Linked DNA regions of Mus musculus: region 2 is linked to region 1. Evidence: chromatin loops called from intact Hi-C (ENCODE). Cell type or tissue: gastrocnemius. All regions are shown on one strand. Each heading gives the region's core, and the rest is flanking DNA. Links, peaks and the distances in the headings are about the cores only. Region 1 overlaps Mdm1 (transformed mouse 3T3 cell double minute 1). Region 2 has its middle 70 kb from the start of Ifng.

Region 1 (15,204 bases), core at 3,171-11,170:
ACATGGCGTCGGAAGACTCAGACCAGTCTGTAAAGAAGCCTGCTTCATGGAGACACCAAAGGCTTGGGTACGTAGCTCACCAGGAAACGGTCATGTCTGGGTGGTCAGCTTGCTAAAATACTTACTTGCGTTCTGTCTCTCTTAGAAAAGTGAATTCTGAATATAGAGCAAAGTTCCTGAGCCCAGCCCAGTATTTCTATAAAGCTGGAGCTTGGACCCGGGTGAAGGAGAACCTGTCAAACCAGGTGAGTCTGATCGCACACGCTCTTCCGGCCGAGCCAGCCACTGCACCATGAGTTTCACTCACAGTGTGAGGATGGATGGTCCAATAGTAGCACCGCAAATCCCACCATCTTAAAATCGTAGTTGTCACCTTACCGGTGTGTGTACTGTTTTTATAGCAGTGACCCCGTGGAGATTGACATTGGTTATTAAAGTCATTTTTTTAAAGCCATGAAGTATCTGATAGTTCTAATGAGTTCAGTTTGCAGGATGATAGCCTTCTTGGTTGGGTCCTCATGCCATCCAGACCTCAGACTTTGAACTGAAGGTTCTCTCTATCAATAATGAATGTTCCAGGAAGATTGCTACAGTGTGCACCCCTGCATCATGTAGGAAAGGGGTGTGTGCAGCTTGAGGTTCAAGTTCTACTCTTGGGGTGTCCTGATGTAGCAGAGAAGCTGGGGCTCTGAAGATTGGGCAGAGGAGAGGACAGTTATAGCCTCCTGCTGAGAAGCGGGGCTTCTAGTCAAAGGATAAATGGTAGAAAGTCTATATTACTGTATAATTCGTGTCTTAAAACTGTTATCTGGACACTTTTCAGCCCTTCTCATGTGCACAAGCTAAATTAAACCGTTTTTGGGGTTGGATTGTATAATAACAGATATTCTTTTCTGTCTATCTTTCCAAAGAGGGTAGATTGGGTCTGGTCTTTGTGAGCTGCTGGTTCCGTGAGACAAGTAGCCTTGCTACACCCTCCTCAGCGCTCTGCCTCAAGGGGCTCTCTGACTTTTCTCACTGCAGCCACACCCTTCTCAGCGCTCTGTTTCAGGGGGCTTCCAGACTTTTCCACTGCAGCTACTCTCAGAACTGTCTACCCAAGCCTCACCCAGACTGTGCGGGACAGGAGCAGCTAGCCCAGCCCAGGCTGCGCAGGACAGGAGCAGCTAGCCCAGCCCAGACTGCACAGGACAGGAGCAGCTAGCCCAGCCCAGGCTGCACAGGGCAGGAGCAGCTAGCCCAGCCCAGGCTGCACAGGACAGGAGCAGCTAGCCCAGCCCAGGCTGCACAGGACAGGAGCAGCTAGCCCAGCCCAGACTGCACAGGACAGGAGCAGCTAGCCCAGCCCAGGCTGCACAGGACAGGAGCAGCTCCTGGTCATCTGGGCATTTGTCCATTCACTCTGGTAAAATCAAGTAAAAAGTTTGAGTTTCACAAGCAGCCATAATGGAAAAAGGACTGAATCCCCTAGGCTCTTGCACAGTTGAGTAATATTCTAGGCCTTGGCAAAGAGATTATTTCTGGGGGATTGGGCAGGGCAGGAGAAAACGGGAACACTGAAGCATGTGGCTGAAGAGGGCCAGTGGACAGGTCTGAGAAAGCTGCGTTGGGAAGAGCCTTGGCTAGTGTACGGTCTCTTCAGACTGAGGTGAGTTGGTATTTAGGCCTCACCGTTTAGCCCAGGGAGGGCTGGAGATGTTGAAGTCAGGCGGAATGCTCTGTTGTCCCAGGGAGGAGGGTGCTGTGCTGTAATGTAGAGGCTGCGTTCTCAGTTTCACCCGATGTGATATCTCCATGCTGTAACCTTCTCATAGATGTATTAGTTGCTACTGGAAGTTTATAAATTAGGGTGAAATTTGCATTAGCCTTTTATCAAAAAACCAAAACTTAAGTTGGCAAAAGGAGGACATAGCAATTCTCAGAGAAGCCAGTGATCAGTTTTTTTTTTAAAGATTTATTTATTATTATATCTAAGTACACTGTAGCTGTCTTCAGACACTCCAGAAGAGGGCGTCAGATCTCATTACAGATGGTTGTGAGCCACCATGTGGTTGCTGGGATTTGAACTCAGGACCTTCGGAAGAACAGTCAGTGCTCTTTACCTCTGAGCCATCTCTCCAGCCCCAGTGATCAGTTATTAACCAAGTTATAAACATTTAATAGGGGCCATGTTTTGGCTAAATACTAGATTTTTTCCCCTGGACTACTGTTTGTGGTATATGGCTGATACTGAGTGACCTGAATATCAAGTATTCTGCCATCTTCTCCCTGCCCCCAGCATTTTTTGGCATGTGTTTTATGTATGTGTGGTGTGTGCAGTGTGCATACATGGCTGTGCACGTGGAGGCCACAGGTGGAGCTGCTTGCTAGCTTACTTTTTGTGACAGCATGTCTCACAGAACCCAGATCTCACTGATAGGCTGTGTGCCTGGCTACTGAGCCATGGCCTCCTTTACCTTCCAGTGCTGGAATTATGCAGGGGGTGAGAGGGCAAGCGCTGTCACCCACTGAGCCGTCTCTCCAGCCACAATCCTATCACTGACACACTCTCTGCTCATAGTTCAGATACTAACTTCATTTCCTTTTAAATTGTCTACATGCTACACTTTGGGAATCTGTTTTTAGCAAAGCTACTGGGTGTTCTGTCTTAAGTCCTGTGTACTTACTAGTGGAATAGACATCCTGTGTGAGCTGGTTTTGATTGTGGCTATGTATCCCACACCTGCATCATTTCAGTTACACACTGCTGCTTTATAATGGTCATATAAGACTGCCTTTAATAATGGAATCTGTTCTAAGTTAATTTGGTTTTTGAAAAGGGTCTAACCTTAGCCTCATAGCAGTCCTCCTGCCTCAGCCTCTCCCATGCAGGCTTAACAGGTGTGTGTCAGGATGGCTCGCTGGCATGTACGTCTTTTTGGCTTGGTTATTGATGTGACTCTTGAGGCCAGTTAGGACTTTGATTCTAGATAAAGTGCTGCATTTGAGATCCACCCTGTAACCTGACAGATGCTGTAAGGACCAGGTGTAAGATTTCGCCTCATTCATTCTTGCTGTTTTCTGAATTCGATTTTTCCGCACGTAAATTTTAAATGATTCAGTTCAAATTGGGAAAAAGAATTCAGTAATGAAAGCATTCTACTTATAGTGTTTAGATTGTGCGCGTGTGTTTGCATGTGTGTTCATGTGCCTGTGCCCATGGAGGCCAGAAGAGGGCATTGTATCCCTAGGAACTGGAGTTATAGCCAGCTGTAAGTCACTTAATGTGGGCGCTGAGAGCTGAACTGGTTCTGTGTAGGAGCAGCAAGTGCTTTTAGCCTCTGAGCCATCTCTCTCTCCTTGGCTTATAAAATATCCCATCATTGGGTGACGTTGTTGGGAATAATGCATTCTTATCCTTTATAGCAGTCCTGGTCACTGGCCCTAGGGGTCATTTCTGAAATCTACACTCAAATTCTCCCTCTTGCCAGTAGAGGACCTTACTTTGAGAGACAGTTTTTTATCTTTGTTTAGGATTATAGACACTTAAATATAAAACTGAGTGTTAGCATTTTTAGGAAGGATGGCTAATGAAGACTTGTAAAAGCATTGGAGTTCATAGGTCATTAATAAATAGAACTGAATAGGCATACAGAAAGTGCCTGCACTCTGTCCTTTCTAAATGGCTATGGGCTCTTCCCCCATTCTCAGTCTTTAAGCACACGGAGCTCCTGTGTGAACAGGACGCAGCCTCCTTGTCTGTCTTTCCACTGCTCAGCATGGAAGGCTGTGTTGATTGGAGCCCTTTGAACCGGCCCTTCAGTTCATGTCCTTGTTTGTCTGCTAGGACACAGGTTGTGGCAGTGCTGGGTGGCAGTTTACACACTGCTGCTGAAGAATGAGGCCCTGATGGAATACGTAAAACATCTCTCCCTGTGAAGGCCAAACTATTAACTAAAATAGTTGAGGGATAAAAGATTATACACAAGGGTAGGAACTCTGTTTTTTAAAATATAGTTATTAATAGCAACAAATGTGGCTAAATATAATAACATTTAAAGCAGAATTGTAACAAGTCAGCTTTTTTTTTTTTTTTTTTTTTGCACTGTATTGGTGCATTTAGAGAAACCAGCAGGTGGCAGTGTTATGTATAAAATAAAAAGGTTTCCAATGGTAGTTGGGTTCTTTTCATATAAAAGTACATGATTTGCAAATTAGAGAATTCAAAGTATTTTATAGTTCCTCATGATTTAAAAAAAATCTTTTTTGTTGACTATATCACTATTATTTGGAAGGTATTTATTTTCATTTATATAGTGTATTTTTGTTTGTTTTGTTTGTTCTTGTTTTTGTCTTTTTTTTTTTTAACTTGAGGTTTTGCTGACTTCAAGAGATTTGGAGAAAGAATCTCACAGTAGTTAGTGGGGTCTTGTGTAATAGGAGAGGCTGGCAGAGAGCTGGGGGATTAAGCTAGACTAGGAGTCACTGGCATGGAGCCACTCTTCTAGAGATGGAGAGCAAGGAATAGCAGTCAGTTACCTATCAGTAGCACCATCACAGCCAGAGATGGGGAGAGAGGGATGACAATCAATTACCTATCACCAGCACCACAGCCTCGCAAGAGCGTGGCTGGTCCTCGAGCAGTGCTAAGATGTCTTGGTTACTGAGTTCACGATTACTAAGGATACAAGAAATTTAATTGTATTGACAAGTTGGTATCTATTTAGAAGGAAGAATAATAAGGTTCAGTATCTCATTGATTCCCATTAATACTCATGTATGGCATTAACCTGTCATTAAGTGTGTCTCTGTATTCCTCCCCTAGGGTTCTCTAAATGCCATGTGGTATGCAGAGGTTGGTTGCTTTTGAGTTCTTAAAAACTATAATAATGCATAGAATACTTGTGTAATTTCAGTTGGAGTAAAAAAGTATTTGTCAAAATTGTTCTTAGCTACTACAAATGTCTCCTTGCCTAGTAGTTTGGAATAAATTAGCTGCATTATGCTTTTGCTTAATTGTTTTAATATCTGCTGAAACGCATAGTCTGATGAGTGTATGTGGCTGTTATTTTGCCTGCCTTTCTCATTGGACTGTGGCTGTATCCTGCTTTGGCTTTCTTATGTACTTGTCGGTGTTTATAAAAGATCCTTGGCAATAAAGGAAGGCACCTGAACTCTCTGCGTAGGTTAAGGAGCTCCGAGAAAAGGCCGAATCTTACAGGAAGCGAGTTCAGGGGACACATTTTTCTCGGGACCATCTGAACCAGATTATGTCGGACAGCAACTGCTGTTGGGACGTCTCCTCAGTCACAAGCTCGGAAGGCACCGTCAGTAGCAACATCCGAGCACTGGATCTTGCTGGGTGAGATGTTCTTTGTGGAAAGTGAGAAGGCTGTGTTATAGCTTGTGTGCATCATAGGATGATGTAGGAAAATGACCCAGCTAACTCACAATCTGCTGTTTAGCCAGATGGGTCTCTTATTTCATTATTTAAAACTTATTCTCTGTGGTAAATGTAGCTATATTATACTTGCTTTTTGTGTTTCTGTATGACTAATAAATAACTCTGGGCAGCTAACTTTTGTAATATTCTTTGTAACAACAGAACTAGATAAGATAGATGTAAAAGAACTTTAAGAAGTAATGAGCAGCCATAAAAACTTATGAAAATATAAGTGAGTGATATATATCCATTATCATTCATTAATGAATTTTGTGGCTCTTGTGGAACTGGGCCTCTAGATGTAGAGAATTCTCTGCTGTTTTAAATTTTAAACTGAGCACTATTTAACTATTTGTAAGGGAAATTATACATTGATTTGTAGCTAATAAAGTAGAGCATTCTCATATAGTCACATATACCTCATTCATTTATAAATTCTACTATGTGATCTTGCTTTAAAAGTTCACAAAATACTCTTTAATAATATTTTGGAAAGATGAATCTAAAACATAAAAATTTGAATCTGCGTACTTGTGCATGAATATGAGTTTAGTTATGACAAATTTGCCTCGTTGGAGTTAGTCCTTATCATTTTGAGGGTAACGTTTTACCCTTTTGTCACCAGAAGTGCAAGTGTAAGTGTGTGAAGTAGGTAACTATTACTTTTTGGAATATTTAGTGGACACTTGGGTAGAGCTTTCTCTTGCTCTATTGCACAATAACTTCACTACCCAGAGAAGGCCTTCAGTATGGAAACGAAGAGACAGGAAGTCTCACACTCGCTAACCCAGGATAAACTGAGACACTCAAATGCAGATTTGCAATAAATTTTTTTTTTTTTGAAATGCAGAGACCTTACAAACCACAGGACCCCCCAGAAACACCCTCCTACCAAACTAGAAGAAAGAAAAGTTGCCTCGGGAGAGCAGCCCCTGAAAAACTCCACCAGGAGACTGGAGATGCCAGAGCCTGCCGCCTCGGTCAGGAGGAAGCTGGCTTGGGATGCTGAGGAGAGCACGAAGGAAGACACCCAGGAGGAGCCCAGGGCGGAGGAGGACGGGAGAGAGGAGAGAGGACAGGACAAGCAGACCTGTGCGGTAGAGCTGGAGAAACCGGACACACAGACACCCAAGGCAGACAGACTGACAGAAGGGTGAGACCTAAGTTCCTCAGCGTATAGGACATTCTAGTACGTGACGGATGCGTATGTGCTGTCACTGGGTACACGGTTGCACCGGCAGCTCTGTGACTAGCAAGGAGCAGTGACATAGGTGCTGCCACATGGAGTGTGCTGGGATCACACAGAGTGCGATGGAGCACTGGAGCACTGTGCTCTGCGAGGGGCAGTCAGTTCTCACATGCGTCCTGTGCTGAGGATTCGCCAGATTTGTAGCGTGTCAGGTAGGATGACTTCACAGGGGAAGCTGGGATTCATGAATATCAGGTGCTTCTGTCAAGAAAGAAAGGCCACTCCCTTGTAATATTTTTAAAGTGGTTTCTGAAAATGGCCAACAAGGGCGGTTTCATGTGCAGACCGCTTTAGAGGAGTGGCTCTTTGCCTTTGTTGACAGTCCACTTTGTCTGTAGCCAAGCCCTTTGTTCGTTCATGGATGCAGGCGATGGGAACTCGTGCTGACTAACTGGACGCCGTCTTCCTTATGGATGGCTGGTGTACAGTGATCTCCCCTCCTTTCTAGGCTTGGCTTCGCTAACTCCTTATGGATTGAGAAGTTTTAAAAGGATTGTTTTTTAGTCGAGACTTCCCTATATAGCCAGAGCTGGCTTGGAACTCATGACTCTCCTGAGGCTGCGTCCTAAACACTGGGTCATAGGCTCCCTCCATGAGGGAGCCTGAATTTTTTTTTTCTTCAGAAACAAAACTAGACTTCTCTTAGATGGTTTATGTTTTCTTACTGTGCTACTTAACGGTAACGAGACAGTTTTGATTAAATTTTCTGGAAGAAAGGCTTCCTAATAAATTGTCTCACTTTCTAGGTCGGAGACATCTTCTGTTTCCTCAGGGAAGGGAGGCAGGCTTCCTACACCGAGGCTGAGAGAACTCGGTATCCAGCGGACGCACCATGATCTCACGACGCCAGCTGTTGGTAATGGACAAACCCTGCAACCTGTCATCCGCCCTTTTAGAATGTAGCTTAGTGTGACCGACACTTAGTGTGACCGACATGTGCTTTCCATGGGGTCTTCCAGGTGGCGCAGTCTTAGTGTCTCCATCTAAAGTGAAGCCACCAGGCCTCGAGCAGAGGAGGAGAGCGTCCTCCCAAGATGGCTTAGAAACTCTGAAGAAAGACATTACTAAGGTAGCTATTTGTATTTCAGAGGAAAACCTCGTCTTGCGTCTCCATCGTCTCGTGATAAATGACATGTAGGCTCAGACTTCAGAAGACCCCACCGGTTGCATGGAGGAGTATCCCTATTAGCTCTCAGTAAGGCAAGACCAAGGCACTGGGACTTCTTTGCTTATTTAGTTGCTCTTGCCATTGTGTTGCTGCTGATAAGCATTCACAGGTTCTTAGTGTGACTCGTCAGGAAGGAAGAACAATACAGTCTGTTGTCTGCTAGTTGTGTTCCAGCCACATTCCAGGCACTGTGTAGCACTGGAGATAAAAGCTAAGACCAGGACTCATCCAGCCATCAGCCTAGCAGGGGGCAAAGCCACGGTCATGATATTGGAGGTAAAACACATCAGGTAGGTGTCAGTGCCATGAGAAAAACAGGCAGGGGGTGAGCAGGAAGTGATCAGGGAGGTCCTTACCAGCAAGGGTGTGAATAGAATCTGGAAAAGATGCAGGACTGATCTGGGCATGGGAGATGGTGTTTTGGACAAAGAGAACAGAGATGCAGAGTCTCTGAGGTGAGAGGACCAGTCATGTGTTCTTGTGTCAGGAACAGAGACTTGTCTGGGTGATGGGTTTTGAGACGTAGTGCTGTGCTAAATTGTGTAGGGCTTCGTAGAGCATGGGAACAGCACACATGTTTTTCCCAGTGAGACGGGAGGCTCGGAAGGGCAGAGCAGTGACTTGATTTGGCTCATATATACACACACATATGCACACACATATGCATATATATACATGTTTGCACACACACATACACACACACACACACACTATTAAACAGGTATTCGAAGACTTGGGCAATCCAGGGAATAAATATTTATGGAGAATGGGTGGAGACACATCTGGGTCCGAGGATTTAGTATTAGGGAAGTGAGAAGTAACCAGAAGGAGGAGAATATCAGTGACGTAGTGAGAGTCAGCAGTGACGTCAGAGAGAAAGGAGCATCAAGAGGCTGCACTATAACTTGGTGGTGGAATGTGTATGTCTACTGTGCATGGGGCCCTGGGTTCAATCCTCAGTACTGCCAGCTAAAATAGATAATAGATGATAGATAGATAGATAGATAGATAGATAGATAGATAGATAGATAGATAGATAGATAGAATCTCCATTCTGGAGAAGGCTCAATTACTAAGAGTGCTTGCTGCTCTTTCAGAGGACCAGACTTTGGCTCCTAGCACCCAAGTGAAATGGCTAACTCCAGCCCCTGGGGATCTAGTGCCCTCTTCTGGCCTCTGGTATTATTTCCATAAATGGCATTCATAAGTACACACACACACACACACACACACACACACACACACGAAAAGTGAGTGTTGGTGCTAAGTCAGTAGGGATGAGACTTTGTCAGAATCTTGTAAAAGCTAAGCATGCAAGAGATTGAAGAGAAAAGACAGGCTGAGTCAGGGACACCTCTGTGGGTTTGCTTGTTTGTAATTGGTAGTGGTAGGAGTTGATCCTATGGTGGTGGGTGTGGTTGGCAAATGCTGCACAATTGGCTGCATTCCCAGCCTCCAGATACAAGTCATTCAAGATCTCTGTCCAAGAAAGGAAGCAAAGAGCAGTGGGTGTCTGGTGAGACTGACGTGCGCCATCTGTAGTGTGTGGTGTTTGCTACCCCACCTTAACTTAAGCTCTGAGAATGGGCTGCACTGCCAGCCCCTGCCCAGGCTCCCTTAGATCTGAGGATGAAACACACACACACCCCACATTGTTCAAAGCCAACCTGTCTTATTGGCTTAATTGCTGGGCACTTGTAATCTACTGCAGCTAGTGTGCCCTTCCCAATATTCTTAGTGCAATACCCTAAATCCACCCTCAGCTTCAGTTGCTCAGTTACTTTTAGTCCCAGCTCAACACCCTAATCTCCCACCTAGAGGAGCAGCCTAAGGTCGCTCCCGGAAAGATCTCACGTGGCCGCTCACCTTTTCCTCGCCCAACACACTGTAAAAGTTCCTCACCTCCCCTGTAGGGACCTGGAAGTCCCACTTCCTTCCTTCCTCCCTCCCAGCAGTCCCTGCACTTCAGTTCTCTGAGGGGCTCCCAACACCATCCGAATGACACCCATCTGAGACATCCTTACTGATAGATCAAGACCCAATTCTGTTTTAACATCAGACCCACCCCCTACAAGTGCTCATCTGTTGATGAAGGTAATCGTACAGAAAAGTTTCACACACATGCTGTGTATTTCTATCATACTTAGTCCTCATTGCCCTCTCCTGCTCACCTCCTACTCGCCTCCTTCCTCCAGCTAATGTCCTTTCCAGTCTGCCCTTCCTTCTCTCTCCTTTCCTCCTCCTTACCCCTGTTGTTTTGGTGAGGCCCCACAGTGTTCTATTAGGGTTTGAGTAGAGTTTGTACAGGAGCCCTGCTGCCTACCAGTCATGCTTACTGAACTAAAATGTCTCTCCCTTCCCAGAGTCCATGACTGCTTACACATCCCCCACAGCTACCACAGTGTACTTGTGAGTCCCCAAGGGAGAGTGCTGAGTGTGTGTGTGTGTAAGAGAGAGAGAGAGACAGAGAGACAGAGAGAGACAGAGAGAGAGAGAGAGAGGAGAAAGAAGAGGAGGAGGAGGAAAAGGAGAAAGTGTGTGGGTGGATCTACAGGGAAGAGTGGGAGGAAATAAGACTGGAAAGGTGGGTAGGGTGAGGAGTTTGTGTGTTGTCCTGATGTCGTTGGCAGCCCCTCGGAGATCTGAAGTGCAAAAGCCAGTGTGTTTGACTCAGAGAAAATCAAGTCACTGCTGCTCATGAAACTCTTTCTTCAAGGAGCGTTGGAAGAGTGTGCCAGCAAAGGCTTGAGGTTCGGAGCTAGACCAGTCAGTTTGCTTAAGCCTGAGGATCCCTTCAGTTAAAATGTTTGTCTTATTCAGCTCCTTTTAACAGGAGTGAAACCAAGATGGCAGAGTGTCCAAGCCATATGGGAAGAAAAACAAAGCGCTTTTCAGTGTGACTTGTAACTTATTAAGTGTAAAGGAGAAAGAGGAAGCAAATGGGAGATTTCTGTTCTTTTCCTGGACCTTACATTCTCTTGGGAGGAAGCCCTCAGCTCAGCTCTTTGGTCACAGAGCCTTCTTGTGTTTGGAAACTGTCAATGTCATATCCATGGGCTCAGATGAGGACTCTATAGGAGTCCAAGCAATGACTAAGACTGTTGTGCCTGTGTGTGACTTTGCTACGTTGCCACCTATCAAAAAATACCATTGGCCAGGCAGTGGTGGTTCATGGCTTTAATCCCAGCACTTGGGAGGCAGAGGCAGAGGCAGGTGGTTCTCTGAGTTTCGAGGCCAGCCTGGTCTACGGAGCTTGTTCCAGCATAGCCAGGGCTACACAGAGAAACCCTGTTTCAACATCCCCAGCCCCACCCCTCCATCCAACAAAGGAGAAAGGAGTTTAGTCATGGGGGCTCAGGGTCAAGCTGCATTGTTGCTGTGGAAAGTTGAAAATATGGACGAGAGAGAAAGGACTGTTCTCCCATAGACGCTGTGGCGAGGGTCGCTGTGGGCTCCTGAGGGTCTTGTGGCAGTGTGGACATAAGTGGTAGTCTACAGGCAAGGCTTCACAATCGGTTTTCCCCTCTTGCTTCTTGTATGCTAGCTCTGTTTGAGCTCGTGTACATCGTTCTCTGTTGGCTTGATTCTTACTGCGCTCGCAGTGCACACACTTTTGCATCCTTAGGCATCACTCACTCTCATGGCAGAATGGATGCTAGCTATCGTTCAGAAGTTTTAAACCAGACGCTATTGTTCAAATACAATTTTCAGATTTGTGTCATTTCATTTTTATTTGAACAATCTAAAGCTACATTTTGGTTCATTCAGTGTTATCATCTCATCTAAGCGTTCCCAAGTATTAACACAGTTCAAGTAGACACAGTTGCAGAGTTGTGAAGCGTAGGCTGTGGTTTGCTGGACTTTGAAAGACCGGAAGGACCCTGTCTTTCTTCTTCTTTGTCATATCTGCATATTATATTCAATTTAGTTAATTTCTACAGTCTGGTAAGTGAACATTACTACTTCAGTGCTTTTATTCTGTGGTTTAAAAGGCTAGTGAGGTAGACTGTCACTCCATTTATATCCATCTGAATCACTTCCATATGCCCCTTTCTGCTTCGTAATGAGACCTACTGCTATTGCTCTAGGGGTCTCTGTTAGTGTAATCATAACTCTGTTGATGTCTCCGCATACATTGTCATTCAGTGCACTGTTAATGTACATTTTACTGTCCTAAAATGTACACAGGGCTGTTCTCTGTCGGTGGTTAAGCCGTCTCTCCAGGGACACTGTCTCTTCCCCCACACCTTCTGTGACGTGTGACTGGTTACATCTGAATGTTGATCCGTTCTTTACTTTTGGACACACGTGTGCGTCTTTTTTGTCATCCAGAAAGGAAAACCCCGTCCCATGTCTCTGTTGACTTCTCCGGCTGCTGGCATGAAGACAGTTGATCCCCTGCCTCTGCGAGAAGACTGTGAAGCCAATGTGCTCAGATTTGCTGATACTCTTCCTGTTTCGAAAATTTTGGACCGTCAGCCCAGCACCCCTGGGCAGCTGCCTCCATGTGCCCCGCCTTACTGTCATCCGTCCAGCAGGATCCAGGGCCGTCTGCGAGACCCTGAGTTTCAGCACAACAGTAAGTATTTGGTTTTCATTTCTTATCTCTTAAAAAGAAAAGTATTATACTGATAGATCCGTGCTATAAGAGGAACCACTTGCTGGCAAGCTCTGTTAGGTGTTTTTCTTTTTCTCTTTTCTTTTGTCTTTTTCATTTATAATAGACTCCCCTTCCTTCCCCCTCTCCCTCCCTCTCTCCCCTCTTTCTCCTTTATTTTTAATTTCCGTGCTGGGTTTCTGTGAGTGGAGCAGATTTCACTGGACTGTGCTGCTGCGCCCAGGTTCACAGTTCACTCCATGCAGTGAAAGGCACATCCGGGTCTTACCAAGGGACGCAGGAGGCTGGCCGGGTGTTGTGGGAAACAGTAAAGAAGAACCACCGAGCCCCCCTGCGCTCCCTCCAGCTTCTCTTGCCCTCCAACGCTCTGCAGGACCAGAGTTCCCTTCCCTGCCCGCCAGCCCCACACAGCAACCGTCCATCCCGCAGTCAGATGCCACAGCACCCAGCAACCCGGTTAGAAACAAAACTCTAGACGCTTATAATTAACAAGTCAGATTTATAGATCAATAAATTCTCAGTTCACAAGATGCCCACACAGTAATTTCAGAACCAAGTGATAATGGTATAAGCTGCCCACCTAGATTAGAAGGTTATCCCAATTGCTCTATCCTTTATGATGTCATATCCACCTGTGGCTGTTTAAAGCCATGCTGGCTCAGGATCTTCTTCCTGTCCATGCTCCATCTTGCTTTTCCTCTCTTAAGCCGCTGCTCTGTCCCTGCAACTCTTAGCACCGCCTCCCTTTTCCCTGTCCAATCACAGGCCTCCTGCTGCACTAATATTTTAATGTAATTGGACAGGGAAAATCCTGTCACAGCCAGGTGCCAGTGGTGCTTCTTTTTCAGGCAGGACAACAAAAACTGCCCCTGGACATTGCCTGGTGTTGCTCGGATGTGGAATTCAAGATTTGCACATTCGAGGAAATTCTGGTTTCCTTAGGTTTTGTTAGACATTGCTCTGCTGTTTGGTGTCTCCCTCTGTCACAGCTGGGAATTCTCCGGCAGCTTTTGCCCTGTCACTTTTGTATGTGGTGGCTGCTCTCTGATGGCTTTGGGATTGTCTTTATGATCATGCAAACGTTACTGCCACTTTACAGTGCTGCTTCTTGGAAGTGGGTGTCTCCCCACTCATTCTGCTGGTGCCCCGTGGGCCTTTCCACCAGATCAGCTCCTCTCTGACTCTGACGCTTTCTTGAGCAGTAATTTCAGAAGCTTGTAGTTGTTGCACTCCTGGGCGAGGCAGTTACCCAGCTGGGCAAACTCGGAGAAGATGATGTGTTCTAGCCAGTGCATAGAGAGCTTTCCAGAGTTCCCTGCTTCATCTTACCGTCACTACAGCTCCAGAGGAGACTGAGCGATCTCCAACACCCCTTAGCCCCCAACCCACACCCCCATCACCTGGGGCCAGACACAGGGTGCTGCTTCTCAGTTTCTCCACTCTGCTGGCATAAGACTTATGCCCCTCAGGTGTTCCGTGTTTCTCTCCCCCTCTTGCTTTCCATTCTCCAGCTTGGTTACTCTTTCCTAGGCTTTTGTTTCCTTTGTTCTGTGAACTTCTGCTGCCTCTCTAAATGTGTATATTGAGTTTTCGCTTCTCAATAGAAGCTTACTTTGTCTCTTTGAAGTTACATCAATGTTCTCATTGGACAAAATTCTAGGCACCTAGCCATAATATATGTACTTGCTAAACATATGACATTTACCCAGTGGCCCTGTGATGTCATAGTTTCCATTAATATACAAACGTAACTGATACACTTTCTCATGACTTACTTTCGTGACTAGTTTACTGATTTGCTGTGTCACATCACCTGAGATTGGGCAGTGTATCACGAACAGAGATGAGTGTCTCATGGCACTAGAAGCTGGGAAGTGCCCGACAGAGGGGCTGGCATCTAGTGGAGGTGTCCTTGCTGCGTCGTCTCCTGGCAGGAAGTGGAGAGAAGGAGGGACAGACCCTCCCTGATACAGCTTTAGGTCACAGCCTGTCCACTTCTCAAGGTCCAGTCTCCTCATGTGATCACAGCAGCAATTCAGTTTCCCTGTGAATGTTTGGAGGGGTCAGACCTGCAAACCATTCCACTAACGTGGTGTTTAGTAGCTAAAGAATAATGCCTTCTGCCTTTTTTCTTCAAGTGGGAAAACCCAGGACGAACAATTTGCAGCTACATCCACACGATGCCTTTAATGATGAAGGTATTTTAGTAGTTACTTAAGAAACATATCGGCACTTCCCAGCTCGCAGAGCGCTTCTGCAGGTGGCCCCACATTAGGTCCTTGAGATCCCAAGATAAGGATGAAGTCCTTCCTGTGTGACACAGGCGTCCCCTGTGTGCTGGGGGCATCTTTCCCCTTCAGCAGGTGCTCTGTCTGCTGTCTGTCTAGAATCTGGCCTGATGTACCTGTAGCCTGTATATTCTTATCATTTTTCATCTCTAAAAATATGTGTAATTGATGAAAATAGACACTTCTTCCTGTATATTCCTCATCCTGTCAGATTTTTTGATTGGGCAGGAGGCCTTTTGAAGTCTTGAGGTAAAGCATCGCAGTGACTGTTGTCCCGTCCTGAGAAGCACGGCTGTAATCTGGGAAGTGCCAGTCATTCCTGAATTTATTGACTTTGAATTCGGAAATAAATTTAAATTTAATGCTCTTTCCATTGCATGCTAAGTACATTAGAAAGTTTTTCTCTTTTAGTTAGTAAGTTTGTGGCTCTTTATTCAGAGAACTAGAAAGCGAGTTATG
Region 2 (15,204 bases), core at 2,632-10,631, 210 kb after region 1:
ATAAGCCTGCCTTTATATGTTACTTGACTTTTTTCCCTTACTGCTTTTAATATTCTATCTTTATTTAGTGCATTTGTTGTTCTGATTATTATGTGTGGGGAGGAATTTCTTTTCTGGTCCAGTCTATTTGGAGTTCTGTAGGCTTCTTGTATGTTCATGGGCATCTCTTTCTTTAGGTTTGGGAAGTTTTCTTCTATAATTTTGTTGAAGATATTTGCTGGCCCTTTAAGGTGAAAATCTTCATTCTCATCTACTCCTATTATCTGTAGGTTTGGTCTTCTCATTGTGTCCTGGATTTCCTGGATGTTTTGAGTTAAGATCTTTTTGCATTTTGTATTTTCTTTGATTGTTGTGCCAATGTTCTCTATGGAATCTTCTGCACCTGAGATTCTCTCTTCCATCTCTTGTATTCTGTTGCTGATGCTTGCATCTGTAGTTCCAGATTTCTTTCCAAGGTTTTCTATCTCCAGCGTTGCCTCACTTTGGGTTTTCATTATAGTGTCTACTTCCCTTTTTAGGTCTTGGATGGTTTTATTCAATTCCATCACCTGTTTGGTCATGTTTTCTTGCAATACTTTAAGGGAATTTTGCGCTTCCTCTTTAATGTCTTCTACCTGTTTAGCAGTGTTCTCCTGTATTTCTTTAAGTATGTTATTAAAGTCCTTCTTGATGTCCTCTACCATCATCATGAGATATGCTTTTAAATCCGGGTCTAGTTTTTCGGGTGTGTTGAGGTGCCCAGGACTGGGTGGGGTGGGAGTGTTGCATTCTGATGATGGTGAGTGGTCTTGGTTTCTGTTAGTAAGATTCTTACCTTTGCCTTTCGCCATCTGGTAATCTCTAGAGTTAGTTGTTGTAGTTGTCTCTGGTTAGATCCTGTTCCTCAGGTGTTTGCTAGCCTCTATCAACAGACCTGGGAGACTAGCTTTCTCCTAAGTTTGAGTGCTCAGAGTACTCTCTGCAGGTAGGTTCTCCTCTTGCAGGGAAGGTGCCCAGATATCTGGTGTTCCAACCTGCTTCCTGGCAGAAGTTGTAATCCACTCACAGAGGTCTTAAGATCCCGAGGAGGGTCCTGTGTATACCTTACGGGTGTCCGCAGACTTCACGCCCCAGGTACCCCGATGCTGGCCGGACCGGAAGGGACTTGTGCCCCTGCTCAGGCCGGGTTTTCTGCTTTCCTAACTAATGCAGTCTCAGGTCCCACGTGATTGGATCGGAGCAGACACTGTGTTCCACTCACCACACATCTTAAGTTCCCGTGGTGGGTGTTGTGGGTAGCTGGCAGGTGTCAGCCGACTCTGTGCCCTAGCTACCCCGGTGCTGGTCAGACCTGAAGGGACTGAGTAATATATCTTTGATACCATCTTTAAAGCAATTAATTCAAACTTCCACTAACTCCTGTTATACCATCTATCTTTTGTGCTCTCTACCGGAGCCACACATTTATTTAATACCTATTATAATATCTGTTATGCTTTCTACCCAGAGCCACAGACTTCTATTAATACCTGTTCATAGCAGGCTATTATCATTGCTCTCTACTTGGAGTCAGTGACTAATATTCCCTATCTGGTTCCGAACTGCAGGTGAAATTTTCCATCTTTAAGTATTACACCTGCTTATAAAAGGCAGCTTGTTAAACCAGGATTTAAACCCAAAATTTCTGTGAAGCCCACGTTAGAATATGAGTATCCTGTAAGACTTATTAGAGCAATCTATCTTTATACCATTGTTAAGTATCAAAAGGTTATATTTCTCTCTTTATAGAAATGAATTACCCGGTCCAGAGCCCTTTGTAACTTTGTCTCTCAATTCTTTATTGACAGGGAGAATATGAGTGTAAAAAGACCCCAATTGTCTGTGTCCCTGTTTGGAGGTAGAGGCAGGGTGGGGAGCAAAGGATACGGGGAAGCAAACACAGAAAGGCTCTCTTGGGCATAGATGTCTCTCTGCTGGTCTCTGTAGGCCCCTCAAATCCAGTCAGCTTCAAATCCATACTGCTTGGTCACTGCCCAAGCCCCATTCAGGGGTTGGGGAAGGAGTGGGGGCGTGGAGGGGGCAGGGTGGGGGCAGTGAATTTTATCTCAGGTTAGTTGAATTCAAATCAATACGTTGGTCGCCATTTTGTTGCAGTAAATCTCTCCCAACCTAATTATGCCCAGCAATGAAAACATAACACAATTAATATGAATACATGTTGTACACCTAGATTGGGCAGATCTACCATTACACTACTGTCTTCCCCATCTATGAGACCCTTTAGATCTTGCAGTTTCTCTAGGCTATGTGCTTCTGCTCTGCTTTCTTCTTCCTTTTTCTCTGTATCCTCTTCCATTTTCTCCTACTCCTCTCTCCCACCTTCCCTTTTATCTGCCCAATTATCAGCTCTCCTTTATTTTACAAATTAAGGTGGGAAGCAGGTTTGCAGGAAATCTCCTGAGTGCTGACTCATTCCTTGTTTGCAGCCCCCCACAGGAGAACGGAATTAGCATCAACTATGATTAGCCCCAGGGCTATCCACAACAGAGCTGTAGTTCTCATGGCAATCTGTTTTAGTTTCTCTTATTTCTTTTCTTATTTACATGTTCCTGGTAGCCTAGGCCAAGAGCTTAAGCGATAATAATGGGTGTTTTAGTCAGGGTTCTTATTCCTGAACAAACATCATGACCAAGAAACAAGTTGGGGAGGAAAGGGTTTATTCAGCTTACACTTCCATACAGCTGTTCATCACCAAAGGAAGCCAGGACTGGAACTCAAGCAGGTCAGAAAGCAGGAGCTGCTGCAGAGGCCATGGAGGGATGTTCTTTTCTGGCTTGCCTCCCCTGGCTTGCTCAGCCTGCTCTCTTATAGAACCAAGACTACCAGCCCAGAGATGGCACCACCAAAAAGGGACCTTTCCCCTTTGATCACTAATTGAGAAAGTGCCTTATAGTTGGATCTCATGGAGGCATTTTCTCAACTGAAGTTCCTTTCTCTGTGATAACTCCAGCTGTGTCAAGTTCACACAAAACTAGCCAGTACAATTGACCCCTTGTCAACTTGACACACAAACATATCACTAGTAAGCCTCAACCCTTACATTCTTATTCATCCCCAAGGTCTAAATAACTTTAAATGTCCCACAGTCTTTACATATTCTTAAAATTTCAATCTCTTTAAAATGTCCATCTCTTTTAAAATCCAAAATCTTTTTACAATTAAAAGTCTCTTAACTGTGGGTTCCACTAAAATAGTTTCTTCTTTCAAGAGGGAAAATATCAGGGCACAGTCACAATCAAAAGCAAAAATCAATCTCCAACCATCCAATGTCTGGGATCCAACTCACGATCTTCTGGGCTCCTCCAAGGGCTTGGATCACTTCTCCAGCCATGCCCTTTGTAGCACACGCGTCATCCTCTAGGCTCCAGATGCCTGTACTCCACTGCTGCTGCTGCTCTTAGTGGTCATCTCATGGTACTGGCATCTCCAAAACACTGCATGACCCCTTCAGTCCTGGGCCGTCAATTGCAACTGAGGCTGCACCTTCACCAATGGCCTTCCATGGCCTCTCACAGTGCTGAGCCTCAGCTGCTCTGTGTGACCCCCTCATGCCTTCAAAACCAGTACCACCTAGGTGACCCTTACACATTACCAAGTCCCACTGCAGCAGGAGTATACCCTTGGCTATCTCTGAAACACAGCCTCTTTGTGCTTTCAAAAAACACTTCCCAGAAGATGTCACCTCAATGATGCTGGTCTCTTCTTAATCACTAATTTCTTAGCTCCAGCTAACCAGCATCAATGGTCCTAGTAATGCAAAGTTTTTGTTTTAGTAGTTCTGGTATCTTGTTAATCACAGCTGATTCTTCAGCCCCAGCTAACCAGAACCACAAAATCTTCACAATCAAAATAGCAATAGCCCTAAAAAAAAATCTTCCCTCTGAAATTTCACAAGCCAGACCTCCATCTTCAGCACTGTTCTCAACATTATCTTCCAAGCTCCTACACAATATTCGACAGAGCTCTTAACACCGAATGGATCTTCTGTCCCAAAGTTCCAAAGTCTTTCCACAGTGCTTCCCAAAACTTGGTCAGGTTATCACAGGAATACCCCACTATGCTGGTACCAATTTGTGTCTTAGTCAGGGTTTCTATTCATGCACAAACATCATGACCAAGAAACAACCTGGGGAGGAAAGGGTTTATTTGGCTTACACTTCCATATTGCTGTTCATCACCAAGGAAGTCAGGACTGGAACTCAAGCAGGTCAGAAAGCAGGAGCTGCTGCAGAGGCCATGGAGGGATGTTCTTTACTGGCTTGCTTCCCCTGGCTTGCTCAGCCTGCTCTCTTATAGAACCAAGACTACCAGCCCAGAGATGGCACCACCCACAAGGGACCTTTCCCCCTTGATCACTAATTGAGAAAATGCCTTACAGCTGGATCTCATGGAGGCATTTTCTCAACTGAAGTTCCTTTCTCTGTGATAACTCCAGTTGTGTCAAGTTGACACACCAAACCAGCCAGTACAATGTGTAAGAAACCATCCCTTGAGATGGGGTCACTAACATGACCTTATCCCTGGGAAACCAACACTTTATAAATCATTTGTAAAGTTATATAATAGCATTATGAGAGATAAAAACTTTCTCCATAATAAAATTTCATATGGCTACATGTGTGTCATCAGAGGTGGGCCTTTATGGTAAAGGAATCCTTAAATAAAAAATTAAAATAGTTTAAATTTACTCATTTAAGATTTACAAAAAAATCAGGTGTTAGATGTTAAACAGTAATTGACCATAAAGCTTTATTAACCTGCTCTTGGAAATATGCCACTAGCCTTGGATGACAGTTCCCACTGCATCCATCCTTTTAGAATTGTTATATTTTGACTTATATAAATGATGTTCCCTGTTCTGTTTGTGATTCACTGAATACATAGTTTCAGAGTTGTAATGCTTGGATGATTTTTGTGCTTTACTGTGCCAAATGATTTTTGTTGGTATTTGTGATTGTCTCACTGGATATAGTTTCTAAGAGATGTAATGTTTGCTTTTTTTAATGTATAAAATCCCCTGCTTGAGAGCTGCAAAATACACTCAGATTCAAACTGCCTCTGTGTTTGTTATTGTTTGTTACCACCGAATCCTTACCCACCTAGCTTCAAGAACCCTCGTCACAGGGACCCCCATACCCGACTAGGGTGGTCTGTGGAGAGGGAGAGGAAGAGGAGGAAGGAGGAGGAGGGAGGTGGGAGGGAGAGGGAGGGACGAGGAGGCAGGAGGAGGGAGATGGGAAGGAGGGGGAGGGAGAAGGAGGGAGAGGGGGAGGTGGAGGGAGGACATCAGTGCTGGGATTACTGTGTGGCCACACTCACCTTAGGATCACCTTTTACTTATATATGTCTTGTCCTAGGTTTTCTATTGCTCTGATGGAACACCCTGACCCAAAAGCAAGTTAGGGAGGAAAGGGTTTATTCAGCTTATACTTTCAGTTCATTGTCCATCATTGGAGGAAGTCAGGGCAGGAACCTGGCGGCAGGGTCTGATGAAGAGGCCATGGAGGGTGCTGCTTATTGGCTTGCTTCCCCTGGCATACTCAGCCTGCTTTCTTATAGAACCCAGGGCCACCAGCCCAGGAATGGCCTCACCCACAATAGGCTGGGCCTTCCCCTATTAGTCACAAATTAAGAAAATGCCTTACAGCCGGATCTTATGGAGATATTTTCTCAACTGAGGGTTCTTTCTCTTTAATGACTCTAGCTTGTGTCAAGTTGACACACAGAACCAGCCAGTGTGTGTATCTAGCATTTATAATTAACTATATAACAAGGAGGGTGTGTCTTATTTCATACCTAGATGATCTGATGCCTCTATCTGGTTATTGTCACATTGAACAATAAAGAATGGAGGACAAGAGTGTCGGAGTTCTGATTAAAACATCCACAGGGATAAGGGCTTGGTGGTGGGAGAGGGACACAAAGCCAGGATCTGTGCTCCAACAATGCTGTGTCAGCCTTTACCCTTCGGCTGGAGTGAGTGCGCAGCCACAGCCTGGGAGCCGCCCTTGTCACGTGCTCAGGACCTATACGCTGGCAGTGATGCTGGGTTTTTTTTCTGTGTGGCCCTGACTGTCCTGGAACTAGATCTGTAGACCAGGCTGGCCTCGAACTCCGAAACCCCCAGGCCTCTGGCTACTGAGTGCTGAGATAAAGACTTTCGCCAGCACCACCCAGCATAGGATGTCCATTCTTATGGTCTAAAATGCTCACGATAAGAATTCCAAGGCTTAGTGCCCAGGTGCTTCCGAGTGGGTGTTTGGATCGTAAAGAAATTTCAGCAAATTAACATACTTACCTCTTCTTAGCTTGTGTTTAATTTTCACGTTTGGTAGAGAGACTTGGACTGCGGTCTCTCTCCCCTGCACAAATTCTTGTTTTTTGTTTTTTTGTTTTTTGTTTTTTTTATCAAGGTGGGATAAGTAATAAGGAAAACTACAAACTAATGCCTCTCTGTGGAACATAGAGGAGAGGAGGCTCTGGGTTAGCTCCCTTGCCTGAAAGGACGGAAAGTTTATCACTTAAATTTGGCTTATTCCGTATTTATCCTATACAGCCACATTCTTACGACTTCTTACATATAAGTTAATCATTATACGAATGTACGTTTCACTGATCACCAGTTTATTATGGGATTGCCATTCCCAACAAGAGAAATTTATGTCACCCAGAAATCCAAAGAGAAGGAAGAATTTAACATGGAGGGGAAGAGGTGAGCCCTGTGGAGGACCCTTGGAGAGTTGCCAGAAAGATAGCTGCTCTGGGTCGTTTAAAATGGGAATTTGGAACATGTCCTCAATATTTTCTTCTCATGCAGGAATCTTCAGTTTCTGTTCCGATGCATCTCCTCTGTCAGTTTTGGAGCTTTTGTTGGTCTAGCTCCACCCACAAGGTGGGGCAGTGGTATGCTGAATAGTGTTGCAGTTTAGTGGCTTGCGCCCTCTTGTGGCCACATACTAGCATAGCACCGACCAATCTCCTTCCACCTCAAGCCTGCTTCGGTAAATTTGTTCCACAAACCATGGCCAGCGCTCTGGTATAAAGCAATTTCCCCGGGAAGTAGAACGTCACAGCATCGGACTGATATTTGTATTGCCTCCTCAGGCATTGCGGTGGAAAATTAGACTCTGGCTACCTGTTTAATTTCCCTCTGATCATAAGTTTATATTATTTGACAGAAAACTTGGTAGCAGTTAAACATAAATTTTATTGAGCATTTTCTGTACAAGAAATTCTTATTTTTATTCGGGTCAGAGAGTATCAGAGAGATTTTATAAGACATAGAATGTGGCATTAATTTAATGTTTCCTTGATAAAAACAGCTACATAGGGGTAAAACAAACAGTATATGCTGTATACTCTACACACGATATGTTTATAAACAGTATAGAAACAGCAAATATATAGAAACATTATTCTTTCTGCATTTGTCCTTGTTGGCTCTACCACTAGGTTTGTTGTAGGAAACATGAGGAAAATGTAGAATTTGTCCTTTGAGGTGTGTGTGAGTGTGAGTGTGTGTGTATGTGTGTGTGTGTGTTCATAGGGCTGTAGGGAAAGAAGGAGGCGGCAACTTAACTTCATAGACACTTGTCACATAAGGAAGAGTTAACGCGCACAGGCAGGAGTCTTAGCAAAGTTCTGTGGTTTGGAGTAGGTGTGAAAAATTCCGGACAAAACAGGTAAGATACCGAGAACCCCTCTCCCCTGGCCAGGATTTCCGTCAGCACAGGTCGTTCTCCAGCGTGCCATATAGCTAAGGGTAGATGTGAACTGACCCTGTCGCTCTTACCTCCTGGGTGCCGGGATTCCCAGCACACACCATTCCGCTCCGTCTGAGTTCCAAAGATCCTTCATGCATATTGAAGAACCTGGCAGAATCTTCTTTCCACGACCAAGAAGCGGGGACAATAAATGGGCTGCACTCTGTCTAGGATTCTAGGACCACAGTAGGGCGGTGTTACCGTCAGCAGATAGGGCTGCGTCCACACTGCTGCCCAGCCTGTCCTGTTCTCAACACTTAACGTAGGTAACAGAAAAGAACCATACAGACCGGTTCCTTAACCTGTACGCTTCACTCTTGAAGCCATGTCAACACCAAACATTTGGCCTTCTGCTCTGCCCCGGTCCAAAAAACCTTGTCAAGAACCAATATCCCAACAGATGCTGCAAGCCAGTGGGATTTTATTTTGACTCCATGCTTTGAAGCTAATAGGAAGAATTGATGTTTTTATTTTTACACTTTCGTATGGATAAGGGCATTTTCATAAAACGTCAGTGTATGCTGAGGCTATCCGCTCATGGCTCCTCCCTTGCCTCTTTGCATCCCTCCCTCCTCCTCTGGGTTCCGCTAGGTAGCATTATGTCTATATTTTTATAGACATTTTTCTAGCGTATGCGATTTTAAATATTTTTTGACCATGTTGAGTTTTTATTGCCATCGACAGTTTGTCATGGGGACCAGAATGGATCAAAACGGATGACTTAATAAAGATGAAAATACATTTTAATTTATTATTTTATTTTCAATTCAGACGATGATATCAGCATATCGTGTCCTTGACATTTTATTCTAGAATGAAATAAAAGCCCATACAGACTTTGAAGCAGTGAGGAACTTTTACCTAAAGCAAACCAGTAGAAAAGATCAGAATCTGCTGTAGGGACGGCAGGCCACGTGACTGAAGATCTTCAGGGGCCTTGATTATCTTTTGGGGTTTCTCTTTATGGCATCGAAGAGGAGTTTGGTTGCTAGGGGACAGAGCGAGGGTGGCGCTTTGTTTTGACTGATAGATTAGGTCATGTGATCAGTTTTTTACTACATATGTTCTTTCCCATAATGCATCTGATTTTAATTATATACGTGGACACAAGGCTGTCAATAGGGGAGTCTCCCTAAAGGTTAGCCTGAGGACAGTTGTGCCTTATTTTGTGGGCATCCAAAGCCAGTTCAGACTCCCATCACCCTTTCTATCCTTCCTATTTGAATAAAGAGGGAATTCATTTGAATAAAAACCACTCAGAGAGGGACAGACAGGTATTCTGTGGCCGGCTGGCAGCTGAGTAGTCTTGCAGTTGCTAGGTGTGTTGTCCAGAGAGGAATATATATGAACAGTGCATAGGGGTAAGGGAGTTAGCCTGGCAAATACATTGTTACAAAGTGAAGTGGAAATTTCTGGTTTCTTTGGAAAGTCAGTTGTGTCAGATGGTGTTTTGCTGGGGCAGACATGTGAAGGAGTGTTTTCCTGAAGCGGATACAGAAGAGAGGATGTTCTGCTAAAGCAAGCATGTGAAAGGATGGGTGATGAAGGATTCGTTGCTAAGGAGACACGCGCGCGCGCACACACACACACAGACACACACAGACACACACAGACACACACACACTGGTTCGCCTTACATTGCATTCTTGAGGTCCATTTGTCAGGACTCCATAGAGAAAAACATACTGAAAAACTTCTTGTAAGGTTCCTGCGGCTTCTTGCCGCTTCTGTGGAATCAGGTGATTGGCAGAGTGATGTCAGCTGAGACAGACTTGTGTGCTGAGACAAGACCCGTGGAGGGCACATGATATTTGGAGGGAGAATGAGTAGGACTCAAAGAACAGTGACAGAGCCTTGCCTAGCTAACTTTACAATGCTTCTTGGTCTGGAGTCTTTGCTGATCTTTGCTTCATTGAGAGATGCATGACAAAGAAGAAAGGGCGGTGGCCTTTGCTGTTGGGTTAAGTACATCTCCGTGCAGTCCTAGCTGTCCTGGAACTCACTCTGTAGACCAGGCTGGCCTCGAACTCAGAAATCCGCCTGCCTCTGCCTCCCAAGTGCTGGGATTAAAGGTGTGCGCCATTAGCTCTAGTTGTAACTTTAAAAACATTTTCATGGGGGCTGGAGAGATAGCTCAGCGGTTAAGAGCACCGATGCTCTTCCAGAGGTCCTGAGTTCAATGCCCAACAACCACATGGTGGCTCACAACCATCTGTAATGGGATCTGATGCCCTTTTCTGGTGTGTATGAAGACAGTTACAGTGTACTCATATACATAAAATAAATAAGTAAAAATTTTTTTCACATCTTTATTTCTTTTTTCCCCCCTCTTTTAATTGTATCAGCTATGGGCTCCTCTCATGCGGTATTCCCTCCATTAGCTCTGAGAGTGTAGCAGGTTTTCACTCATTGTATGTAGAAATAATGTTGTTAGGGACATATACAAATGAGTGTCACATCTCCTCAACTAAAATTTACCTTCGTTATTTTAATGTTATTTTTTTCCTCTATATCCTACTTTTTTTTAAAGATCTATTTATTTATTATATGTGAGTACACTGTAGCTGTCCTCAGATACTCCAGAAGAGGGCATCAGATTTCGTTACGGATGGTTGTGAGCCACCATGTGGTTGTTGGGATTTGAACTCGGGACCTTTGGAAGAGCAGTCGGTGCTCTTAACCACTGAGCCATCTTGCCAGCCCTATATCCTACTTTTGATACTAATAGATTCACTCCAGCTTTTAAGAAACTCACAATCAGTATGACACATCTGTTTTCATCTATGGTTGAAGCTGGGTTCTCTTAGGCAGCATCTGTTTAAACTGTGTTTTCTAAGATATTGCCTTGACATCCTCTCCAGCACTGTGGTTAAGCCATTCACATCTGAAATGAAAGAGGAAGGGGATACGTGCTATGTTGAGGTCAAGGATGAACTTCAAGAATCACTTTTTTTCCGTGTGGGTTCTGGGGCTTGAACTCAGGTCTTAGGCTCATACGGCAAGCACTCTTACCTTCTGAGCCATCTCATGGCCCCAGACTACTCTCGTCTAAAGGGTTTACTAATGGAGTTTAATTTAAACGTACCAGTCTGCTCTCTATTCTTACATATGCTTCCTGTTCTCTTTTTATATCCCTCTTTCTTCATCTTCATGATAAATCAAAGAAAAAAGATTCCATTTTATCATCTTCATTGACTTGCATTGAATCATTTTGCCAATCTGAGACCAGGCGTTCTAGCTCATCATTTAACATTTTTGTTTTTCATGATTAGATGTGTAGATTTATTATTTTTAAATTTTAATTATTTTTTTGAGACACAGTTTCTTTGTGTAGTCCTGTCATCCTGAAACTCTCTCTGTGTAGACCTGGCTGGCCTTAAACTCAGAAATTCACCTGTCTCTGCCTCCCAAGTGCTAGAATGGTGCATGCCACCATTGCCCAAATAGATACCCAGTTTTATACAGAAACAGGTTTGATTTCATTGGCTGGAACACTTCACAGGCAGCGTTCTATATTTTCATATTTTCACTGAGGGATAAACATACGGCCTTCCCTTTTATGATGTTAGCAGCTCCTGATAATCATTGTCTAAGTCCATGAATTCATAAGGCATTGTAAAACAATGATTTTCAAAATTCCATTACCTCCTTTTTATTCGTAGCTCGGGATAATTCTTTGAAGCAAACCCATCTACCGCTAGGGTTAACTTTCTTTGTAAGTGTTCTAAGATTGGGGGCTTCTTGAGATTGGTTTATTTTAATTTTTAATTTTTATTTTACATGCATTGGTGTTTTGTCTGCCTGGGGGTGTCAGGAGTCCTGTGGGACTGGAGTTATAGTTTGTGAGCTACCATGCAGGTGCTGGAACCCAAGTCTTTTGGAAGGGCAACCAGTGCTCTTAACCACTGAGCTATCTCTACAGCCCCAACTCCAGGCTCCTTAAACCACAACTAAAGCACTGTCATTCTTATAATAGTCCTAAGATTTGGAACCCCAGAGTCACTACATTTGAACATTGTCTCATTGTTATTGGGAATATTTTAAGCAATCTGCAGCACACATCCTTTAGGGGGTGTCTGAATTTTACTCCCCTTTTCCCCCTTTTCTTGGACATTTCAAGTGTTTTCCCCTTTCCATGTCTCCCCTTCAGAAACCCCCTATTCTGTCTCCTCTTCCCCTGCCTCTATGAAGGTACTTCCCTACCCATCCACCCACTCCTACCTTCCCACTCTGGCATTCCCCTACACTAGGGCACCGAACCCCCTCAGGCCCAAGGGCCGTTCCTCCTACTGATGTCCAACAAGGCCATCCTCTGCCACATATGTGGCCAGTGCCATGGGTCCCTCCATGTGTATTCTTTGGTTGGTGGTTCAGCCCCCGGGAGCTCCAGGGGTTTCTGGCCTGTTGACACTGTTGCTCCCCTCATGGGGCTGCAAACCCCCTCAGCTTCTTCAGTCCCTTCTCCAACTCCATCAGGTTTCATTTCTAATGGCTGACAAACTCAACTTAAGGGAAAAAGGGTATATTTAACTCACAGCGATAGGTGACATATGTCATCATTGTAGGGAGGTCGAGGCAGGAGCTTGAAGCAGCTAGATGTATTACACTTGAAAGAGAACTGAATTCGTGCAAGTTTGCCTGTGTCAGCCCACTTTCTCCCATCCTGTCCACCTCTGCCTACAGGATGGTGCCACCCTCCGAGGGCAGAGCTTTTCATCTCAATTAATGTAATCAAGAAAATCCCCTACAGATACTGCCCGATGCCAGCGTAATCTAGTCAGTCACTCCTTAGGACTTTCTTCCCAGGTGATTCCAGATTGGCTCAAGTTGACAATGAAACTAACCATCCCAGAAAGGCAGAGACCAGAGGATTACTGAAGATTTGATGCCAGGCAAGGCTATCAAGTTAGATCCTGTCTCAAAAAAAAAAAAGGTTTTAAATTAAAATCAGAGTACAATAATGTATATGAATGAAAAGGTCAAAATAAGACATGATTTAGTATGCCAACTGAAAAGGTTAAAAAAAAAAAAGCAAAATATATTTTGTAACAGGCGGCCAGTCTTCGGTCAGCCCTAGATCTCAGCACAGCTGACTCATGACAGAAGAACCACTTGGTATGCAGACAGCAGAGTCCATAGTTCTTGGGAAGGCTCTAAATGTTCTAACCTTGCCGTTGGCTTTTGGAGTCTTGCTTCTGGCTGTTTTTATTAATTGAACGTGTCAACCCAGGATATGGTCACCTGGAAAAAGGCTTAGGGCTATTCTGGGATCCTGAACACACAGCGTAGTGTCTAGGTAATAAAGACTTCATCCTGTGTTTGGGTGGTCTTCTCTTATGGATTCCTGATAAGTGAGATAAGAGCTACTAGGATTAATTAGCTGGATACTATCTTTATTCAAATAAATTATGTGTAATATAAACTTAGTAATATTCTTTCTCTCTCTTCCTCTCTCCCATCTCTCTCTCTTAAACAGAGTCTCACCTTATAATTTTGGCTGGCTTGGAACTCACTCTGTAGATCAGGCTGGCCTCAAGGGCACAGATACCTGCCTGCCTCTGCCTCTTGTGTGCTGAGACTAAAGGTATACACCACCACTCTGGCTCAACTTCTTCATTTTAATAATCTCTAATCATAGCCCTTGAAAGTTGGCTTGTGTATATATGAGACTGCTTGTTTAATTACATTATTTATTTGTATGTAGGAGGACACACACTGACATTCTTGGTCATTGGAAGTCAGTTCCTTCCTTCCACCGTGGATTGAACTCAGGCACAGGCTTGATGGCAAGGGCCCTTACCTGTTGACCCAACTCAGTGGCTCACCTCATCCGCCCTGCAGGGTATGGTTGAAGGATTCTTACAAAGCATAAATACACTCAGCCTCAGGTGCCTCCTTGGGGACCTAGGATAATTTTGCCTAATTGCCACTGATCAAAGCTGAGACAGAAGAAAAAAATTCCATGATTTTTCAACATTTCCTCATTTGCTTTAATTAAATTTTGAGAGCCCAAGGACTAACTGGTAATTAGAGAGGTGCATTCCCTATATTCCTGTTTATAATTGCATTAAAAAATCTGCCATCTTAGCAAATGGGATCACCGTGTCTCTGCCTCCCAAGGGCAATTGGTGAGTGATTCGGATCATCAGTTGCAATTAGCTTATCAGAGTGTAAAACGCCACCCACCATTTTGCTTTGCCATTTTGCTTTCTTGCAGTGGCTTCAACTGTTAAGGCAGGAAGCAGGCATGGGACCTACTATGCATCGTTTTTAACTAATAGTGAAACCCCCATTCTATGCCTTCAATAATGATAGTAACCTCAAGTTAGGGCTATTGGAAAAAATAAGTAAATAGCAGAAAGGGTTAGGCACACAGTAGGTCTGCAAAGTTCCTGTCTTTTTGCTCATTTGTTTTGTTGTCTTTTTTTTTTCCTCCTCCTATTTTGACACAAAGTCTAACTTGTCCTGGTCATCCTGGAAGTTGCCATGCACCTGAGGCCAGCTTAAATTGGCAATCCTCCTGTCTCAGCTTCTTGAGTGTGGGATGGCAGGCTGGTATGACCCCATTGCTGTCTTTCTTCACTGCTTCATATACACAGAACATTTATTAAATATTTTTACATCTCACTGGTTATTGCATCCCACTTGACCGGAAAGAAAGACGCAACAAACCGGAATCTTCTGTGGCCAAGCTTTATTGCTTACTTCTCAGGAAGACCCCGAACCGGGAAAATGGCGCTGCTTATATAGCCCACAGCGTGATGTTTCAGTACCTGATATGGCGTGACAGCTCCTGATTCATTGCTCGCCCATCACCCCACTATTATGCCCCGAAAATGGGAGTGACTAGGAGTGAGTTCACTCTCGCACCTGCGTACAAGGCTTGTTTACTAGTTAGGCACAGCGGAGGCCAGCGCCATCTTATAATGGCGATTGCTCACAGCATGGCTCTCCACAGCGATTGCTGGCAGCATGCATGCGATTGCTCGTGGCACGGCTCTCCACAACCGGTCTCCAAGAGAGTGGGTGCCTTAGATAACCAAGTAGCTCTTCAGAGCTGAACGCTGGCGTTACAGTGAATAATACGTTAATGCATAGCAGCGCCTTGCTTTAAGCAGGGAGAGATCATTTATGAGCAATTGCCTTTAATCTCGATGAATGCATGGCCTCGCTCTGTGTTAGAATCTTTTGCCAACAAATTCATTGCTTGGTTAATGATGCAACATCTTTGTTAAAAGTTACGGTGCAGAGCCTCAAGGGCTAAAATTTTTTTTTCACATGATAAATTATAAGGGCTGTTTTTGATAAGTAGAAGTTATACTGGGAATTAAAACACACACAGGAGCCGGGTGTGGTGGTGCACGCCTTTAATCCCAGCACTTGGGAGGTAGAGACAGGCATA

Evidence for each region. Peaks named below come from ENCODE experiments on the same cell type or tissue, not always from the same donor. Only the 100,000 strongest peaks of a DNase experiment are listed, where the experiment ranks them.
Region 2: a loop joins it to region 1, with 14 times the contacts of the local background. A loop is called at or near these places in 18 of 42 quality-filtered maps.

Annotation. Positions count from the first base shown.
Region 1 is chr10:118,152,030-118,167,233 of GRCm38, forward strand. Mdm1 (transformed mouse 3T3 cell double minute 1) reads left to right here. Exons shown (of 14, transcript NM_148922.3): 6 at 1-67; 7 at 146-245; 8 at 5,166-5,341; 9 at 6,273-6,575; 10 at 7,418-7,527; 11 at 7,631-7,740; 12 at 12,172-12,418; 13 at 14,596-14,655. Among named protein-coding and RNA genes, the nearest start is that of Mdm1, 18 kb to the left of the region's middle. In gastrocnemius, for the core only: CTCF peaks have their summits at 3,228 (motif pointing right) and 4,126 (motif pointing right); DNase peaks (open chromatin) are centred at 4,488 and 9,319.
Region 2 is chr10:118,363,671-118,378,874 of GRCm38, forward strand. No RefSeq gene overlaps it. Among named protein-coding and RNA genes, the nearest start is that of Ifng, 70 kb to the right of the region's middle. In gastrocnemius, for the core only: no CTCF peak of the experiment used is centred there; DNase peaks (open chromatin) are centred at 6,110 and 6,969.